Regions from separate parts of the Homo sapiens genome. Here regions 2 and 3 are each linked to region 1. The links are chromatin contacts, found by Hi-C or POLR2A ChIA-PET in ENCODE. All regions are on one chromosome and are shown on one strand. Each heading gives the region's core, a stretch centred on a gene start or an enhancer-like site at or near the end of the contact. The rest is flanking DNA. Distances are from core to core; before and after follow the strand shown.

Region 1 (4,725 bases), core at 1,707-4,206:
TTGCATAAGGGATTAGAATAGCTCTTATTTTAAGTAAAAGCTGTGGGGATCATAGCTACGAACGCGTTTGTTTTGTTTAAAAGTGAGCGTTGGTGAGTTCTGGTTACGACAGGAAGAATCATTCATCTTTCATCATTTCTTAAATAGTCTATTGTCCTCCCTGTCACATTCCCAACAACTCAAAGTGGAGCAAAACAACCCAGTGCATATTTTTAACATCTGAGAATGCAAAAGAAAGAAACTGTGTACCCACGACCTTCGGTCTTTTGACTCAGTCAGCATTATGATGCACGATTTGGAAACCTTAATGACAGGTCGGTAGCAACCAAATGTGGAAAGAAAATGCTCTCAGGAATGCAATCATGTATAACGCTATCGCTCAAGAAGAGGTTCCCAAGATTGTGAAACAGCTTTTGGTACAATTTCATCTGATAAGCCTCCATTTCAAGGGCAAACAATTCCACAGTCCTGAAAAACACAAGCTGAATCCCAGGCCTGAAAAAGACACACTGTAATGGCCTTTCAGGAAAAAAAAAGTTTTAATTGGAGTAGTGGGAGGTGGAAATCATAACGCTTAGCTGTACTCACCTCTCCATCCTGCATTCTAAATATTCTTTTGATTCCTTTCTGCACAAAGCATTTTCAAAATTATTGTTATGAAGACACTTCATGAATTTCTCTTTAAAGCTTTTACATTCACCTAGAACGAGAAAGAAAACAGCATGTTCTTTTCAGAGTGAAAAGTGATGCAACCACACAACAGCCTTAAGAGCTGCGCTGCTTTTCCTTTCAAAACTTGTTTCCTCAGGCCGGGCGCAGTGGTTCACACCTGTAATCCCAGCACTCTGAGAGGATCACCTGACCCCAGGAGTTTGAGACCAGCCTGGGCAACACAGTGAGACCCCCATCTCTACCAAAAAAAACCTTAAAAGTTAGCTAGGTGTGGCGCACGTCTGTGGTTCCAGCTACTCAGGAGGCTGAGGCAGGAAGATCGCTTGAGCAAAGGATTTCGAGGCTGCAGTGAGCTTGATCACACCACTGCACTCCAGCCTGGGCAACAGATCAAGACCTTGTCTCCTAAAAATAATCCAGGCTGGGCACGGTGGCTCACGCCTGTAATCCTAGCACTTTGGGAGGCAGAGGTGGGCGGATCACCTGAGGTCAGGAGTTCAAGACCAGCTCGGCCAACTTGGTGAAACCCCATCTCTATTAAAAATACAAAAATTAGCCGGGCATGGTGGCGGGTGTCTGTAGTCCCAGCTACTCGGGAGGCTGAGGCAGGAGAATTGCTTGAACCCAGGAAGCGGAGGTTGCAGCGAGTCGAGATCACACCACTGCACTCCAGCCTGGGTGACAGAGTGAGACTCCATTTCAAAAATAAATAAATAAATGATCCAGCCTGGTCAACATGGGGAAACTCCATCTTTAAAATAAAAAATAAAAAAACAATAATAATTAGCTGGGTGTGGTGTTGCACACCTATAGTCCCAGCTACTCTAGAGGCTGAGACAGGAGAATCGCTTGAACCCGGGAGGAGGAGGTTGCAGTGAGTCGAGATCACACCACTGCACTCCAGCCTGGGCGACACAGTGAGAGTCCATTTCAAAAATAAATAAATAAATAATCCAGCCTGGGCAACATGGGGAAACCCCATCTCTAAAAAAAAAAAAAAAAAAAAAATTAGCTGGGTGTGGCGCTGCACACCTATAGTCCCAGCTACTCTAGAGGATGAGACGGGAGACTCCCCTGAGTCCAGAAAGGAAGGAGGCCGAGGCTTCAGTGAGCTATGATTGCACCACTGCACTCCAGCCTAAGCAACAGAGTGAGACCGTGTCTCAAAACAAAAACAATCAAACCCAAACTTGTTTCCTTCATAAACATGCTGAAAACAACAATGGAAAAAACCCACAACGAGGTAAAGTCAGCCCAGTACGAGGTTAAGGTGCAATGTAGGTGATGGTCACAGGAGAGTTCAGGGTAAAAATTCTTTCATTTTTGCTATTTGAAAATGTCACAATAAAATGTTGGGAAAGAAACAGTAATTCACAGATCGTTTTTCTTTTCTTTTCTTTCTTTTTTTTTTTGAGACGTTGTCTCACTCTGTCGCCCAAGCTGCAGTGCAGTGGCCCGATCTCGGCTCACTGCAACCTCCGTCTCCCGGTTCAAGCGATTCTCCTGCCTCAGCCTCCCGAGTAGCTGGGACTACAGGCGAGCCACATCACACCCAACTAATTTTTGTATTTTTAGTAGAGACGGGGTTTCCCCATGTTGGGCAGGCTGGTCTCGAACTCCTGATCTTAAATGATCCGCCCACCTCGGCCTCCCAAAGGGCTGGGATCACAGGCATGAGCCACCGCGCCCGGCCCACAGATCCTTTTTCGAAGCCTTCATGTCCACGGAGGCAACCCCACCGGAATACGGCCAGAAGCACTGGGAGATCAGCAGCACTTTTGAGCTTTGCAGCAGACATCGCTAGGCACCGTCTAAGCCTCGGCTGCAGCTGCGGGCTTCGTGGCCGCCGAATGCCCCGCTCTGCAAACCCGGGGCACAGACAGCCCGCCGGGTGAGTCAGGGCGGAGCCGGAGACCCGGAAGCCTGACGCAAGGAGTCGGTGTCGCTGCCCTCGTCACGGGGGCCACGGTCCTGCCAGCTCCCACCTGCAGGGTCCATGCCGCAGCAGTGACCCAGGGCTGGGTGGGGCGGAGGGGCGGGCCGCCGTGCCTCAGTTTCCCCGCCTGCACCGCGCTAGATGCCGGCACCCCATAGGGCTCCGCGCTGGGCCGCGACCCAGACCCCCCATCGCAGACCCCTGCCCGCCGACCTTCCGCCGCTCACCTAAGTGATCCAGCGGGAAGCTGCCCTTGTCCGGGGGCCGCGGCTGGAAGCTCTTGGTCCCGAAATTCATGGCGGTCGACATGTTGGCGACTCCGGAGTCTGCGAGCGCCTTGCGAGCGTACGCAGGGCGGCCGGCGGAGCGCCGAGCAGGCACCCCGGGAGCGCCGAGCACGTCGAGCAGGCCCCGTCCCCGCCCCTTGCCCAGGCCCGGCCCCACCCCTTGCCCAGGCCCGGCCCCACCCCCTCGGAGTCAGCAAGCTCCTGAGCCCCGGTGGGCGCTGCCCGGGCTTTCCCGTCCCCTGGGACCCTCACAGCAGTCGGTAGCAGAATCAGCTTTTGGAATTGGTGAGAAACCGAGGCCCAGAAAGGTTCAGCGAATTGCCCGAGGACACATAGCGGTGCCGGCGTCTCTGCATCCCAGGTGTCTGCTGGGGCCTCGGTTTCCCCATCGCACAGAGACCTCATCACGGGGCCCATCCGGGGAGGAAGGCGGCACAGGAGGGACAGGAGAGCCTGTGGACTCGCTGCCTGCGGCTGCTGGAGCCAGGTGACACCACCGAGCAGCTTCAACAACAGGAATGTGCTCTCAGTCCTGGGGTCTGGAGTCCAAGCAGTGGGCAGAGTGGGGGCCCTGGGGACAGTCCCAGCCTCCCAGCTTCTGGGGGCCGCCAGCCTGTGAGGTTCCTTGGCTTGCAGAAGCACCACCTGGTCTCGGCCCCTACGTTCCCATGGTGTCCTGCGCATGTCCAAATTTACTATTTTTATTTATTTATTTGAGACAGGGTATTGCTCTGTTGCCCAGACTAGAGTGCAGTGGCATGATCACGACTCACTGCAGCCTCGACCTCCTGGGCTCAGCGATCCTCTCACCCCAGCCTCCTGAGTAGCTGCGACCACAGGCACACACCACCACACCAGGCTAATTTTTCTATTTTTCGTAGAGATGGAGTCTCCCTATGTTGCCCAGGCTGGTCCTTAACTCCTGGGCTCAGGCAATCCTCCTGCCTCAGCCTCCCTAAATGCCGGGATTATAGGCATGAGCCACCATGCCCAACCTAAATTTCCTCTTTTTATAAGGATAGCAGTCATGTTGGGTTAGGGGCCGTCCCAATAACTTCATCTTAACTAATTATATCAGCAGCAACCCTATTTCTTTGTTTTGTTTTTTAAAACGGAGTCTCTCTCTTGTTGCCCAGGCTGGAGTACAGTGGCTCGATCCTGGCTCATTGCAACCTCCACCTCCCAGGTTAAAGCAATTCTCCTGCCTCAGCCTCCCGAGTAGCTGGGATTACAGGCGCCACCAACACACCCAGCTAAGCTAATATATTTTTTTTCAACACAGAGTCTCACTTTGTAACCTAGACGGGCGTGCAGTGGTACGATCTCGGCTCACCGCAACCTCCACTTCCCGAGTTCAAGAGATTCTCCTGCCTCAGCCTCCAGAGTAGCTGGGATTACAGGCATGCGCCACCACACCCGGCTAATTTTTTGTACTTTTCGTAGAGACGGGGTTTCACCATGTTGCCCAGGCTGGTCTCGAACTCCTGACCTTAAGTGATCCGCCCACTTCAGCCTCCCAAAGGGCTGGGATGACAGGCGTGAGCCGCCGCACCTGGCACCTATTTCCAAAGCAAAGGTCACATCCTAAGGTCCTAGTGGCTTCACCATACGAATGGGGGTGGAGGGTAGTTACAGCTCAACCTAGGGCAGAATGAAAGTGTACTGTAAGCGGTAAGGCCCGGCCTTTGCGTGTCGATGTTGTCATGGCAACAGCAGTCGTGGGAAAGGGCTCAGTGAAGACCCCAGCGTCCACCCGCGGAGTCTCTCCCAGCCCTGAACCTGTACCCACATGCCCTGGCCATGAGGAAGTCGAACACTGGCCCGTTTAGA
Region 2 (4,725 bases), core at 1,387-3,886, 460 kb before region 1:
CTGGGAGAGAAAGTGGAGACTGGAAGAGAAACTCCTGACTCATCCGCCCGGGCGCTTATGGCTGGGGATTGGATTCTGACCTTTCGGTGCGCTCCTGCGCGGCGCCCCGCCCGGCCCCAGCTCGGGGCGCACAGGCCGCCCGCCCGCGCCCTCCCCGCGCGCGGAGGGAAGGGGCGCGATTTACCTACGGAGTCTATCTCCAGGAGTCGCTGGAGGTCCCGGATGCTGTGGATCTGACTGCGGGCCAGCCTCTCGATCACCTCGCGGGGGATCTCGGCTTCCTGCAAGCAGAGGCCACACGGTCAGCGCCCGCGGCCCCGACCCCGCCGGCACGCGCCCCCGGCCGCCAGGAGCGCCGCCGCCCCGGGCCCGAGGAGACCCCGCGAGCGCCGGCCGCAGTCCCCGCCCCAGCCCCCGCGGAGCCCTCGCCCCGGCCCTGGAACCAGAAGCCGGGGGTGGGGCTGGAAGAGACCCCAAATTCTCCACCCGCATCCATGTTCCGCCCTTTGCAAAATCAAAGCCCCCCCCCCTTTATATTTTCAGACAAAAGCCCCCGCACTCCGGCCCCTCCACCCGGGGTGTCAGTTACAGAAGGTCTAGGGGGCAGCGAGGGGGCCGAAAGTTTCTGATTTAATAGTGAGATCAACATCTAGAAAGATCAAGTTAAAATGCGTCACGGGTCGGCGAGAGTCACGGCAGCCCTAACACTTTAATCCAGGCAGGGCTTAAATTTCACGCCCCGGAATCCCGGGCCGAACCCGTGGAGAGGTCTCTCCGTCTCACAAACACACGCACGCGCGCGCAGACACACACACGCGCACACACATCTCACTCACACACTCGCCCCACCCCGGGCTCCGGCCCAGCCGCGGCCCTAGCGCCGACTAAGACGCCCAAATCCAGCCGGCGGCCGGGAGAAGAAGCCTCCAGGGAAAGCGAGGGTTAAACTTCCACCTCGCGCAGCTCTCCGTGCCCTGCGGAGACCACCCTCACCTCTGGCCTCCCCCACTCCCCTCCCCGATTTTTAAGGAGAGTCGGGGGTCGCTGGGGAGCCTGAAGCACTAAGTTCCCACGACGGGGGCTGTGGAAAGTCATTCATCACAGCAAAGCTCCCGGGGATGGGGATGGGGATGGGGATGGGGGGGCGGGGACGCCGCGGTGGGAGGGTGCGGACGCCTGGCCCAGCCCCAGCTCGCCTCGCTCAGCCACCTGTAAGCAGGCCCGGGCGGGCGGGACTGCGCCGGCCCTGAGCCCCGCCGGGCTTGGGGACTGGGAACCGAGGGCTGCAGCTTGGCGCTGCCCACCCTGCCCGGCCAGGGGCTTCCGCAGCAGCCGCCCCTACCTATTTATCCGCCGCCCTTCTCTCCTCCCCAGGCTCCGCCGGCTCACACACACCCCCTTCCCCGCTCCCCGCACCCCGCTGCTGCAGCGCCCGCTGCGCCCCAGCTCCCCTTCCCCGGAGAGGACACTGCGCCCCCCGAAGTTTCTGCCCACTCGTCCACCTCGCTGCTCCCCGGTCCCCCCGAGGCAGAGCGACCGACGCAACACGCTGGAAACTCCCCACACACACTTAGGCATGGCAGAAAATAGAACCCAGTTGGGAAAATCTAAACATCGACCACCCTGGCAGGAACCAAAACGCTCTCTGCAGAGCCCGTGGCGCCCCAGCCGGCGGGGGGTGTGCGCCGGAGGAGCCGGCGCAGGGACGGGGCGCGGGGGCGGCACCAACCTCGGCCAGAACATGGGCGAGGTATCCGCAGCCGAGGAGCAGCAGGCAAGCCAAGGTCCTCATCGCGTCCCGAGGCGCTGGCTGCTCGGAGGAGAGGCGAGGCCGCGGGGCGGGCGCTCCAGCCGGTCTCCTGTGGCGGCGAAATTCAGTACCATCCCTTAGGGAGCGCGGCCCGGAGGAGGGTGGCGCGGGGAGCACGGAGCTGGCGGAGCGCGCCCGGCGCGAGCAGTGAGTGCGGAGAGGCAGGCAGCGCCAGCCAGGAGGAGGAGAAACAGGGAGTGCGCGCCCGCAGCGCGGGGAGCCTCCTGGGCCGCCGGGTAGGGGGTGGGGACGGAAGGGGCGGAGGGCGGGGGCTGGGCTTCTTCCTCGGTGCGTTCCCGGTGCTGGCCGCCGCCGCGCTCGCTCCCCGCGCTGGCTTCAGGAGCGACCCGGCCGGTAATTCTGCATATTTGCGGACATCAGCCCCAAGAAGAACTCCGGAGGGAGTCTGGGGCCGCCGCCGCCGCCGCCGCCACACCGATCACCTGCCTGGACGCCTGGCCCGGCCCCGGCTGCGAGCTGCGAGCCGCCCTGCGCGCCCACCGCCGGCCCCGCGCTCGCCTCCGGCCTCCTCTTGCAGCCGCCGCCCGGCCGGGCACAGCGCGGCCCAGCACCCCCTCCGCGGCGCGCCCTCGGCTCCGGCGCCGCGCTCCGCCCTCCGCTCGCCGGGGCCGGGCAGCGCCCGCGGCCGAGCCGCCTGGCAGCCACCACCCGCCGCCCGGGGCCTCGCTGCGCCGCCCGCGCGGGCCTGAGGGCGGGCGCAAGGCCGAGTCGGCGCCTCCGCCGCAGCCGCCGCCGGGAGAGGAGGAGGAGGAGTAGGCGCAGGCCCGGCTCGCCGGAGTTGGGCGGGCTCCGCAGGGCGCGCGTGTGGAGCCGGCCGGCGGCGGGGAGAGGGTTATAGCGCCGCCGCCGCGCCCCTCCCCCGCCCCCGCCCCCGCCCCCCCCCCCCGCCTCCCCCGGATTCCGGGCCTGGGACCCGCACCTCGGAAGCGCTCGGGGTTCGTGCGGACCCGGCAGGGCCCGGGCGCCGCCGCCGCGGCAGGGAGCACACACGCGCTCGCGCAAGCAGCTAAATCCATCAAAGCCCCGCGCCCGGCTCCGCGCCGGGGCTCCGCGCCCCTCCCTCGAGCTTGCCCACCCTCCAGTGCCAGCTGCAATCCTGCGGCACCGGGTGGGGAGGGAGGAGGCCGCCGCAGAAGCGCCGCCGTCGCCGGCTCGCCTCTCTCGGGCCCCAGCGGCGGCAGCGGGCAGCGCCCAGAGCTGCTGCGCCAAAAAGGGCCAGAGAGCCGGTCCCCGCCCCCGCCCCGGCGCTCCGGCCGCTCTCCACGGTTCGGATCCAGGGCCCCAGCCTTCCTCTCTCCATAAAAGGAGGGGGAGTCAGTCTTTGGGGAAGGAGGGGGGCGGGTTTGGGGCACTCACCTGGCGGCTGCCACGCGCCCCCGCCCAGGATCCGAGGCCTGGGGCATCTGAATGAGGACCCTCCACCCACATTTCCACTTGGGAGCGAGCTCCAGTCGGGGAAAGGGCCTGCAGCCCGCCTCGTCCCCACCCTGGGACCCCGCGCCCCCCAGTCCCCCACTCCCGCGCCGAAGGCAGGGCCGCGCCCTGAGCCGGGAAGTCGAGGGGATGGAAGGGAAAGGAGCCACCGGTGAGGGTCCCCCGGGTTCTGAGCCTCCCGCGTCGGGATCCGTGGGGCGCACAGAGCGCCACCTCCGGCCGAGGCGCAGCTCAGAGCGCGATGCGGGGGAGGAACGCGCGCGGAGGCCGAGGTCTGAGCGTGGCTAGACGGCTCCCACGCCGAGAAAGGGCGGGTGCGCCTGGGCTGGATGGATTTCGCCTCCCTAGACCAGGAGGGATTGGACCCTGACTACAGGTCCAGGTGCTCGTCAGTGCCCTGCCAGGGGGTCTACGCGTCCTGGTACCGGGTCCAGCGGGGTGGCGTGCTGTGCAGACCCCGAGGCTAGACGGCCTAGGCCCCTGGAGCCCAGGAGACGCTTCCTTGGGTGAGCAGCGGAGAATCCCGCCCGGCCCAGCCGTCACCCCCAACCCTGTCGATTAAACCCCTGCCCCCGTCGCGGTCGCCCTCCCTCCAGACAAAGGCCGTTAAGGCGCAGCCCCGCGGGCGGTCTTTCATCCCCAGCTAGGCCAGCTCTAGCATTTCAAAGGCCGAATCCGGAGAGCGCTTCGGGGGCTCTCCCCTTCCCCCAAATATTTGGGGAGCGACGCCTCTCCCTCCGCTCCCAGTGGGTCGCGTCTACACGCGCCCTTCCACACACCTGCAGGCCCCCTCCCCACGTCTCTCCCTTCCGTTGGCCGCAGCCCCACACCACGACCCCCGCGGTCAAGCATGCCCTCTGGGTGGTCAGGACCAAGCGGGACCGGGACAGAACCAGGGGAGCCTTGGAAACGTGGAGGAGCCCCTTAAAGCCAGGCCTTGTCCCTCCAGGGGGAACTTGCGGCTTGGGAGGGGACACCCACTGCATGGCTTCTGGAAAGAGCCGGACTCGCAGGGCCAGGACGCAGGCCGGACCCCGGCCTCATTCTTCGGCCAGTTATCCCGGAGTGGCGCGCATCCTGTCTTCCTGGGCCTCGGACTGCTCGCGCGCAGAGGGGGCCCGAGGACACCTCTGTGGGGTTAGAGGACTCGGTAAGACGGTGTGGAAGGCAAGGAGGAAGGTCGCGTTGTATTGGGGATGGGGTACCCGTCCCTCCCAGCTTGAGGGATCCTGGGGGTCCTCGCCGCCTCTGAGGGCCTAGATGGCTGCTTCCCTCGGCTCCCCTGCCCGGCCTGGAGCTACGGGTGCGCCCAGCTAGAGTTTAGGGCCACCTGGGGACGTGCAAGGGGCGCTGGAGCGAGGCGGGGGCTGGGGCGGGGCGTGGGTGCTTCACCCGCGGGGGACGCAGAGCTTAGGCGAAAGCGGTGCAGGCATCTCTCTAATCGCCGGCCGCTATTAAAA
Region 3 (4,725 bases), core at 2,226-4,725, 430 kb before region 1:
ACTCTGTGTGCACGTCACACGTTTAGCGGACACAGGCCCAGGCTCCCTACACTGGGGTCCCCGCCCCTGCTCTCCGGCGTTCCGAGCCTAGACGTGGAGGTGAACAGACACGTGGCCTCCTGCGCCGGGGGTGGGGTGGGGTGGGGTGGGGTGGGGTGGGGTGGGGTGGGGTGGGTGGTGAGGGGGTGTGCAGGGCTGCCTGGATGCACTCGGCCTAACGGCCCGGGAAGAGCCTGGGGCCTGAGAATTCCAGCCACCACCACCCCAGGGGTGCCGCCCACTGCTCACAGGGCCACCCACACCTCTAGCCACCTCATCGGGCCTCCAGGCGGCTGCCCTGTGTGGTGTGGGGGGACTCCCAGAGGGAGTGAGCCCGCCCTCCTAGGAGAAGCCTGGCCAGGTTCCAGTGGGGTGGTGGCCCGGCCCATAAACAGGAGGGGTTTATGGCCCAGTGACAGGCAAAACTGGTGGGGCAAGCCCAGGCTAGATCCCAACCCTGAGCCAAGGACAAGAGGATTCCAGAGTGGGAGCAGGAAGGCAGGGGTCCGTGGAACCAGCCTGCTCCCCTGCTCCCTACGGGCCTCCTCCACCCTATCTCAGGGACCCAGGCCCCAGTCCCAGAGCACCCAGGGGCCACCCCCACCCCGTCCCTGGCCAAGCCTCACCCCCTCCAGAGCGGCCTGTCACCACCTCGGGGTGGGAGCAGCCTCTCTGCTCTCCATCAATGCGGAGAGTTGATACCAGGGTTGTCTACCTTCATGAAAGTTACTTGTTGTGATTTCTTCGGCCTACAGAAAAATATAAACGTGGGCTCCTAGGAGCACCAGCACATGACCAGGACCTCGTCCTTCTAAAGCGTGTAAAGTTTGCTTTACTGTATTGACAGCAACAATAATCAGACCAAAAGCAAGATGACAAGACTCCTTCTCACTCGGGTAGTTCGGAGGAGCAAAGTGTGAGAGGCCCAGCGGGGCTGCAGCCTCAGCTCTGATACCCCAGCCAGACCCGCTGTCTCCCAGACTCAGTTTCCCCACCCCGCCTAAGGTCTCCGGGGCTCCTCCGCGCAGCGATTCCATTCCTTCTGACCCAGGCTGCCTCTGCAAGAGTCCCGTCTGGGTTTAGAGTTGGTCGTACATTCATTCATCCAACATCTGAGTGTTCCCTGTGTGCATGGCGCACAGTGTGGCCAGACACACACTCTGGTGTAGAGGAACCAGCCGGCCTGTGCCCGTATCATGAACGCCGTAGCCTGTCCCTGGGACTAGACAGCCAATCAGGCGTTGTGCGCAGCATAACTAGCTTGATGCCTGCTGACCCCCAGCCAGAGCTCACCTGGGTCAAGAGTTCCTGGACCCTGGAAGGTGTGGTGGTTTGAAAACAGGACCACCAGTCCCTTGATCTCTCACATCAGCAAGTGGGGGTCTGTGTCCCCCTGGATCCAGGCAGGCTGTCTCATCATCAACCACAGACTGTGCTGGAAACAATGCTCTGTGGCCTCTGAGACTCGGTCGCAAATGGCCACGCAGCTCACACCCTGCCTGCTGGAACAGGGGCTCCCTGAGGGCCCGAGTCCCCAACGCTAACAGCTGGCTGGAACCAGCTGGCTTTTGGAGCCCTCAGACGTCTCGAGGGAAATCTAGCTCCACTAGAGCCACCATGCTGGGAGGAAGCCCAAGCCACACAGGATGTAGGCGCCGCCCCACCCAACCCCAGGGAGCCCGCTGAGCCCCCCACCCCCACCTGCAGGGAGCTTGCTGAGCCCCCTCCCCCACTCCCAGGGAGCCCGCTGAGCCCCCCACCCCCACCCCACCCACAGGAAGCCCACTGAGCGCCCCCACCCACCCCGACACCCAGGGAGCCCGCTGAGCCCCCTACCCCACCCCCAGGGAGTCTGCTGAGCCCAGACCCCAAGCATCACGGAGCACACAAGCGCCACTCACCGGGCCCTGTCTGAGGTCTGCAGGGCAGCATCCGTAGTGAACATGAGGCGTCTGTTTCGTGCCACCACGTTTTGGAGTGTGATGCACACAGCAATCACCCGACAGATCGAGGAAGGGCCACAGGACAGGCTGCGTCCATGGAGACGTTTGCCGCTTTTCCAAAACTGGGGGCCGCTGAGAGGCACCTGGGCGTCCCTCGTCAGGGAGTTCTCGGGGCCAGCCACAGGTGGGGAGACGCTTGGCTTAGGTAATAGGAGGATAGGAGAGGAGGCCTCACTTCCAGCTGCTGTGCTCAGGGTGGGGCACGCAGAGGCCTTGAAGAGTAGGAGCAGGCAGTATTCCAGGATGACTGCAGGCCCACCGGGCCCACTGGGAGCTGAAGGACATGGCGCACACAGCAGAAGCTCCGGGAGGCACATGCCGGACGTGGGGAGGGCCCAGTTCCCATCACTGTTGGGTGTGACAGAGACGTCATACGCGACAGCAGCTCCACAGCCGTGAATGTCCTCTGCACCAGACCCCATTCAACCAGCTCCACCTACACAGTCTCGCGTCAGCTCACCCCCAACCCCACGCAACCAGCTTCACCTGCGCAGTCTCGCGTCAGCTCACTTCCAACCCCCTGCAACCAGCTTCACCTGCGCAGTCTCGCGTCAGCTCACCTCCAACCCCACGCAACCAGCTTCACCTGCGCAGTCTCGCTTCACCCTCACCTCCAACCCCCTGCAACCAGCTTCACCTGCGCAGTCTCGCGTCACGCTCACCTCCAACCCCCTGCAACCAGCTTCACCTGCGCAGTCTCGCGTCAGCTCACCTCCAACCCCCTGCAACCAGCTTCACCTGCGCAGTCTTGCTTCACTCTCACCTCCAACCCCACGGGGCAAACATTATGACCCCACTTTAGAGATGAGCAGTGTCAGAGGAGTTAAGGAACGTGCCTGGGGCCACACAGCAAGGAAGAGCTGGGACTAGGGTTTGAGGCACGTTAGGTGACCGTGTAATTCTCTGCTTTACCCAGCACAGCGCACGCCAGCCAGCCCGGGCAGGGCCGCAGCATCCCAGGCCGGGGATCGCCAGGCTCCTTTTCAAGTGCATTTCTGAGATACAACAGTCAATTTCCCCAACTGCGCAAGTGAAAACAATGTTTGGCTAAGGAGGCTGGTGAGGGGCTGACAGTCTTAATTCTAAGGGACGTCTCCAGCGGTGACACGGGGCTCCGTCCCCAAGCAGACCCCCTGCTGGGATCAGTGGAACCCGACCCAGTGACCTTCTGCCTGGCTGAAGAAAGCCCTATGGGTGGATTATACAACGCGCTGCGTGCCTGCAAGATCTGACTGTAAAGCTGTTCCCATGAGCAGCCTCTGAGAGCCTTCGTGGCCCCCAAGCAGGCCAGGGGCAGGCCCAGACTGAGGGGTGAGGGGAAGGCCTCCCTGCACTTGGTGGAGAAGTTAGAACCAGACGAGAGGAACCCTCGAGGAAGGGAAATCCTTTGACCAACTGGAGGTGGAGCTCGGGTAGGAAAGTTAGTCACCAGCCGCCTAATTTGGTCACATTCCAGGAGGCAAGAGCGGCCCAAGAGGGGAGAGAGAGGTCAGCGTGGCTGGTAGCTCTGGAAGGGGCAAGGATGAGCTGGACTCTGACGAGGCCAGGGCAGGCCCACAGCCCATCTGGACCGGGGAGTCTCCTAGGCCAGAGCCCTTGGGGCCGAATGGAGCTCCGAAGGGTGGGGCCCAGGATCCCGGAGCCACCCCTGCCGAGGGCCTCCTGGCCCGACCTCCAGACATGAAATCACCCCCAAGTCCCAGGCCCCATATGGCAGGGCCTGCCTGTCTCCCCAGCGTGGCAGCCGGGGGGCCCGGGAGGAAACTGCCTGGCCTCAAAGTGAGTCACCCCCGCCGGCTGATTCAGCCACCCTGAGCCAGGGGAGGTGAGGCCGGGACTGTCCGTGGTCTGGAGGGGCCTCGGCCAAGCCCAGTCCCCAGAGGCCAGCTCACCCCAGCAGGGCGCGTGGGCCGGTGCCACTGTTCAGCCTGGGACCCCTGCCGAGCCTCTTACGGCCAGTAATTAGCTCATTCCACCAACAGCCTGGATGGGTCGTGACACCCATCTTACAGACGGGAAAGCTGAGGCCCTGAGAGGTCCAGGCTTGGGGTCCATATCGGGCAGGGCTGGGCAGCCCCAGGCAAAGCCCCTGCATCTAGAATAGTGACAGGAGCCTACAGTCACCTGCTGGCTTCTGGACCCAACAGAAAGTCCACCCTGCTTGGAATCCTTTGGCTAGAATTCCAGCCTCTGGAAAACTGTCTTTCTGGGGAAAGCTAGGCCACCTCCCAACTGCCAGGAATGTGTGAAAGGGGCTCAGACTGTAAAAGGAATCGGAATGAGTGAACAAATGAAGGAATGAACTAATGAATGAAGAAATGAACGAATGGCTAAAGGAATGAATGGACAAACATGAATGAATGAATCAACAGATAAACAAATGAGCCAGTGCTTTGTCAGGACAGCAGGTGTATGAGTCCCCACTGGTCTGCCTCCTGCCCCAGGGGAAGCGGTTTCCCTGCCCCCATGGCCAGCAAGGGGCAGAGGCCAGCGAGGTTGTCCATCCTGGATGTTCTCAGTGGTTCCAGGCCGAGTCCTGGGGACCCACCCGAGGGCCCAGTGTCTGCTGTGTCTGTCAGAGACTTGGCTGGTGGCACCAGACAGGCAGGTGGGGCCCAGGCTGGCCGAGGAGCAGCGTTTCCAGTTACACCTGCCTTCTGGGTGGCCCTAGGCCAACCTCTGC

What was found. A loop is a pair of places that touch in the nucleus more often than their neighbours do. ChIA-PET counts read pairs that join two places held with the same protein, here RNA polymerase II (POLR2A). Pooled maps may share reads with other maps.
Region 2: a loop to region 1 is called in a pooled map, with 10 times the contacts of the local background. The contact joins the promoter of PDGFA here to the promoter of COX19 in region 1. A Hi-C loop is called at or near these places in 4 of 50 pooled maps. POLR2A ChIA-PET finds 5 or more read pairs at or near these places in 3 of 52 experiments (Caco-2, HepG2 and K562).
Region 3: POLR2A ChIA-PET joins it to region 1 with 11 read pairs in PC-3. The contact joins the enhancer-like site here to the promoter of COX19 in region 1. POLR2A ChIA-PET finds 5 or more read pairs at or near these places in 6 of 52 experiments (A673, Caco-2, PC-3 and 3 more).

The regions. Positions count from the first base shown.
Region 1 is chr7:972,593-977,317 of GRCh38, forward strand. It overlaps COX19 (cytochrome c oxidase assembly factor COX19), which reads right to left and starts at 2,957. Exons shown (of 3, transcript NM_001031617.3): 1 at 2,836-2,957; 2 at 589-700. The coding sequence starts at 2,917. RefSeq lists enhancers at 2,180-3,062, 2,362-2,431, 3,063-3,943 and silencers at 2,672-2,831, 2,852-3,131.
Region 2 is chr7:517,210-521,934 of GRCh38, forward strand. PDGFA (platelet derived growth factor subunit A) reads right to left here and starts at 2,637. Exons shown (of 6, transcript NM_033023.5): 1 at 1,730-2,637; 2 at 185-281. The coding sequence starts at 1,792. PDGFA-DT (PDGFA divergent transcript) reads left to right here and starts at 3,182. Exons shown (of 3, transcript NR_033963.1): 1 at 3,182-4,725. RefSeq lists enhancers at 1-506, 1,429-2,350, 4,195-4,725 and silencers at 1,607-1,696, 2,157-2,296, 2,577-2,666, 2,767-3,106.
Region 3 is chr7:539,561-544,285 of GRCh38, forward strand. No RefSeq gene overlaps it. Among named protein-coding and RNA genes, the nearest start is that of PRKAR1B-AS2, 20 kb to the right of the region's middle. RefSeq lists enhancers at 1-45, 46-987. Within about 2 kb of position 3,476, at least 11 of the 41 ENCODE cell types and tissues checked have a DNase peak (open chromatin) inside an H3K27ac peak, as active enhancers do; they include PC-3 and PC-9, where a contact is called at or near this core.